Regions from separate parts of the Homo sapiens genome. Here region 1 is linked to region 2. The links are chromatin contacts, found by Hi-C or POLR2A ChIA-PET in ENCODE. All regions are on one chromosome and are shown on one strand. Each heading gives the region's core, a stretch centred on a gene start or an enhancer-like site at or near the end of the contact. The rest is flanking DNA. Distances are from core to core; before and after follow the strand shown. Region 1 overlaps MRTFB (myocardin related transcription factor B). Region 2 has its middle 37 kb from the start of ERCC4.

The links. Hi-C counts contacts between places; a loop is a spot of excess contacts on that map. ChIA-PET counts read pairs that join two places held with the same protein, here RNA polymerase II (POLR2A). Pooled maps may share reads with other maps.
Region 1: a pooled map shows a loop between it and region 2 (4-fold over the local background). The contact joins two enhancer-like sites. A Hi-C loop is called at or near these places in 2 of 168 maps with a recorded cell type or tissue (Calu3 and ascending aorta) and 4 of 50 pooled maps. POLR2A ChIA-PET finds 5 or more read pairs at or near these places in 3 of 52 experiments (MCF 10A, OCI-LY7 and PC-9).

The regions. Positions count from the first base shown.
Region 1 is chr16:14,095,970-14,098,669 of GRCh38, reverse strand. All of the region lies in intron 2 of MRTFB (myocardin related transcription factor B), which reads right to left. Among named protein-coding and RNA genes, the nearest start is that of MRTFB, 26 kb to the right of the region's middle. Within about 2 kb of position 1,374, at least 9 of the 41 ENCODE cell types and tissues checked have a DNase peak (open chromatin) inside an H3K27ac peak, as active enhancers do; they include PC-9, where a contact is called at or near this core.
Region 2 is chr16:13,956,105-13,958,804 of GRCh38, reverse strand. No RefSeq gene overlaps it. Among named protein-coding and RNA genes, the nearest start is that of ERCC4, 37 kb to the right of the region's middle. RefSeq lists enhancers at 996-1,115, 929-2,128 and silencers at 1,216-1,275, 1,296-1,345, 2,586-2,655. Within about 2 kb of position 1,289, at least 34 of the 41 ENCODE cell types and tissues checked have a DNase peak (open chromatin) inside an H3K27ac peak, as active enhancers do; they include PC-9, where a contact is called at or near this core.

The sequences.
Region 1 (2,700 bases), core at 125-2,624, 140 kb before region 2:
TACAAGAAAACAAAGGAGATACCTTCTCTGACCTCAGGTTAGGTGGAGCTCCTAGTTCTAACACCAAAAACACAATGCATAAAATAAAAAATTGATAAATTGAACTTTATCAAAATTAAGAACTGCTCTTTGAAAGAATGTTAAGAGGGTGAAAAGATAAGTCATAGGCTGAGATAAAATATTGCAAATCATAAATCTGATAATCTATATCCAGAGTATACAAAGAACTCTCAAAACTCAGTAATAATAAGAAAACAAACAACCCAATAAACATATAAAAGATTTGATACTTTACCAACTATTGGCAAATAAGTACATGAAAATATGCTCAACTCCATTAGTCATTAGGAAAATGCAAATTAAAACCACGATGAGCTACTTCTACACATCTATTAGAATGAATAATGTGAAAAGACTGACCATACCAAATTCCAGACACAGAGCAACTGGAATTCTCATGTACTGCAGTTGGGAATATAAAAGGAAATGACAACTTGGAAACAGTTTGGCAGTTCTGAAAAAAAAGTTAAACAGACACCCATCCATCCTACTCCTAGGTATTTACTCAAGAGATAACAGAGTCCATACGAAGACTTGCATATAAATGTTCAGATTGATTTTATTTGTAATAGCCCAAAACTGGAAATACCCAAATGGCCATCAACAGTAAACACATCAACAACAACAACAAAAACAGTGAACAGATATACAAATTGTGGCATATCTACACAACCAACTATGTCTAAGAAGAAATGAACTATTGATGTACTCAACAACATGGACAAATCTCAAAATAATTAGGCTGACTGAAAGAAGTCAAACAAAGAAGAGTACATACAACATGATTCCACTTATACAAAACCCTCGAACAAGCAAACTAATCTACAGAGACAGAAAGCAGATCAGTGGTTGCCTGGAAACAGGGGCAAAGGAGCATGCAGGAAGGATTACAAAGCCATACAAAGAAATTTTGGGGGGTGATGGATATGTTCATCATCCTTATTGGGGTGAAAGTTTCATGGGTGTACGTGTCAGAACTGATTAAATTGTACACTTTAAATGTGCAGTTTACTGGATGCCAATTATACCTCAATAAAGCTGTTTACAAAAAGAACAGTTTACATTTTATAATATCCCATTTGAATTGTCCCTTTTTAATTAGCATACTGAAAATCTTTCACTATTGCAAACCAATTGCTGTAACTGCTTCAAATACACCTTTTCCTTTGACCTTTACTCTATATAAACACAACTACAAAAGTTAATTACTACTGGATGGGAAAGTGAACAAACCGGTCTTCCTGGATTGCACAGTGGTCTGTTTATTAGCTTCAAATGAAACCTGAATGTTTAGCTAAACTACCAGAACTGAATGCTTGGTCACTTAATACTGAAAATATTACAACCACAATCTGCCCTAAAGGGATTCATTAACTCAAACGTTTATTGCACATATACTCTATGTCTGGCATTGTTGTAAGTGCTGGATTTCATGCAGAATGGTCAGTACTGAACTGCAAGGCCACTCTGCATCTCCTCTTAGAATAATTTATAAGGTCATAATCATTGCATTTAAATAACACAACTAAAGAAAATCAGTGGAAATAGGCTACAGGTAGACTAAAACAATGATTCTTCTAATACAAAGTTAAGATAATAAATGCTAATGATGACTAAAGAACTGTAGTCCAAGTGCTTAGAATTCTAGAATGAGAGGTATGTCTTGAAACCTAAGTGAATTCAGGACAAATATAAAGAAAACTACTTCTATGTACAGCAAGAAGAATGGAGCTTGACAGCTCCAAGAGGTCCTTCTGGCTTGCAAACACCAAAGAATGTAAAAAGCTTAGGAACAGGGACCCAAAATGATTTTTTAAAAAACATACTAGGAAGTTTTAAGTAAATTATCTAAAGGTTGGTATCAAAGACAACATTCTGTACCATAGCATATTCTTTACTGTCGATTTTAGAGAATTCTATAGACCAAGTATGAAAGTGACATTTTACAGAAGATGTAAGCTTATGAACTTATCACAAATAAAACCCAAAGGTCCACATCTCTTGCCACAATATGTAGGCTATTTTACAGCTACTCGAGGGCATCCATTTGAAAACCTTTTATTATCTTTTCTCCCCTGCAATAGTACTTCTTTTTTAGACTTTTTCTCTAAAAGAATCCAATGAACTCCTACACTGGACATATAATCAATAAAAATCTCTTGTTAGAGCTAACTGCTGGTGACACGTGCTTCAGAATTCCTTAGAAATAGTTATTCCTTTTCTAAATCTCAGGTTGCCGGCCAGGCACAGTGAGTCACACCTGTAATCCAACACTTTGGGAGGCCGAAGCAGGCAGATCACTTGAGGTCAGGAGTTTGAGACCAGCTTGGCCAACATGGTAAAACCCTGTCTCTACTAGAAATACAAAAATTAGCTGGGCGTGGTGGACATGCCTGTAATCCCAGCTACCCGGAAGGCTGAGGCAGAATTACTTGAACCCAGGAGGCGGAGGTTGCAGTGGGCCAAGATCGCGCCACTGCACTGCAGCCTGGAAGACAGAGCGAGACTTGTCTCAAATAAATAAATAAATAAATAAATAAATAAATAAATAAATAAATTTCAGCTTGCCTCTAAACTGTCATGTTCTTGTTCTCAAAAGAACAACTGTACTAACCAATAAACTTTTAGTAAATTTTGCCT
Region 2 (2,700 bases), core at 40-2,539:
TGACCTCATGATCCCTTCAGGCAGGTACTCTGTGTGTGTTTGCACCCAAATACAAGCAATAGATCGGTATGGATGGGGAAGGGAGGAGGTAACACTGAACTTCATGATAAATCATAATAATAATTAACCACCACGCAGGATGACCAGTGCTCTCTTCATTGTTGCGTCAAAGGCCACCAGGCTATCTACGCTGATACTGCTCAGCTCCTGGTGTTGTGGGTCACTCCCTATAAATTCCCTCCTGTTTCATTCTGGCTGCTGGATGACTCAGTTTCTTCTTCTAATATTCTGTCTGTATCTTCCCTTCTTCTAAGTGTAGGCATTTTTAGCATTCTGTTAGTCGTTTACGGTTTCTTTACCTTAACCACTTACTTATTCAACCAATGTCTTCAGTTCTCATTTCAATGCAGGTGCCTACTACATCTTTTTTTTTCCTGCTAAACTATGTTTCTTCTAAAAAATATTTGAAGTATAATTTATATACAATACACTGCACATATTGAGTGTATGCTTTTATGATTTTGACATCTATACATTGCAAAACCATCACCGCTAAAATTACAAACATTTCTATCAATTCCAAATGAGTTTCTTTGTGAGCACAGCCAATTTTTATCCTTACTCTGGAAGCTCTATTGGTTTCGAAGGGATGTGACCTGATGCAGAAGCCCAGGGCTTAACATGGGGTCACTGATAATATTCAAGAAATCAACAGAACTCTACTCAAAAATCTACCTCTTTCTCAGGGGGAAAATTCCCAACAAGACTTGGGACTTCAAGTCTGACTCATGCTGTGTCCTGGGGCGCAGACTCGGGCTCTGATAAGAGGAAGTCAATCTGTCCTCTATTTGTTTATAATGAGTCATGCTCGAAGTCAGGCATCTAGTTTTTGTCTCTCCTCTGTCATGGTTAGGCAAGAATTGGAGGAAGATACACCCCAATTCGGAGTGCAGTGATCCTTAAAGTGTCCGAGGGCTCCAGTGTAGTTCAGGACGTGGGACTTAATGGGGACCCCTACCAATGGAGGCCGGGAGCACCAAGTCTTGGAGTTGAGGTCTACCTTCCTCCCACATCTCCAGGGCAGATGTTAGTGAGTTACAGATTTATTTGCAAGAGGAAAGGGAAAAGGCAGCTGAGTTTTCAGTAAGTCCTTGAGTCCTGTCCACTCTACCCCCTACCCCCATCTATTAGTGACAGAGGGCGGCATGAGTCACAACTCTCAGCCCAAGCCCACACTGGAGCAATTAACCACATAATTGCCTCAGTGATGAACCTTCCCCCAGCTGCAAGCCGCCCCCGGGGCAGCGCTCTAGGCTGTGAGCCAACAGCCTTCAGTTGCATGAATTGTGAAGGCCTGGGTTTAAACAGCCGAAGTTGCAATTCTTTTAGCCAATGCCTTCTTGGCTCCAATTTAAAATTCTTATACATGAGTCCTGATGGGAGCATGGAGGATGTTTCAACTAGAATTAATGTCACAATCAAGTCAACATAAAGTAGATTTATCTGCTGTTTCCATGCATTGCAGCAAAGTGCTCTGTTCTGAGAACAAATTACCATAGCAACTCAGCCGCCCCAGTTACAGTAAGCTCAGTACGACCAAAATAAAAATCCTTACCAAGTTGTAGGATTGGCGAGTGAGAGTTGCTGAACATCGACTTTCAGTTTCCAGATGACATTAGCCAGCATATATTTTGGTTTTAAAAAATCGCTGAAAGGGAGGCTTTAAATAATAACAAAATTATAAAGCCAGGTTACAAACAGAGAGGGGTCCTAGGCTGTTCCACCGCGAGCTTAAACACAAGCAAACTTCAATGCCAAACAGCAGCGTTTTTTTGTTAAAACAGAAGGCTGCCGAAAAGGCTCATTACTACTTATCGTGGCGTGCCCATTCCGTTTCACATGGTGGGGAGCATGATCAGGTTGATGCTGGTCTTTAAGAAGAAGCAATTCAATACAAAAACAGGTTTTCTGTAGGTGTGAAAGGAAGAAAAGCAAAACCACGTTCGTTTTTTTCCCTCCACCCCCATCCCCCACAATACTAAATTTTGGTTCTGCCTAATTCTCTGTTCTCTCTCTAGTGCCTTCCTTCTCCCACTTTGCTCTGCTCCCTCATCCTGATCACCAACAAGCAAAATCGCCCCTCTGTTCAGCCTGCCCATCCTCGTTTTCTTCATCCTCACCACCCCCCATGGCTTCCTCAGACCCCCAGGCGGGCGTGTGCCCCTAGGTCTCCTGGACACACCACACAGGATGACCAGCGCTGTCTTCATTGTTGCCTTGAAGGCCGCCAGCGCTCATACGGCTCAACTCCTGATGTTGTGGGTCACTCCCTTGAAATTCCCTCCTGTTTTCATTCTGGCTGCTGGATGACTCAGTTTCTTCTTCTAATTTTCTGTCTCTATCTTGCCACCTCCTAAGTGTAGGCATTTTTAGCGTTCTGTTAGTCGTTTCAGGTTTCTTTACCTTAACCACTTATTTATTCAGCCAATGTTTTCAGTTCTCACTTCAGTGCAGATGCCTACTACATCTTTCTTTTTTTCCCCCTCTTTTGACACAGTCTGTCTCTGTCACTCAGGCTGGAGTGCAGTGGTGCAATCTCCGCTCACCGCAACCTCAGCCTCCCAGGCTCGAGAGATTCTCACGCCTCAACCTCCCAAGTAGCTGGGACTACAGGTGTGGACCACCACGCCCGGCTAATTT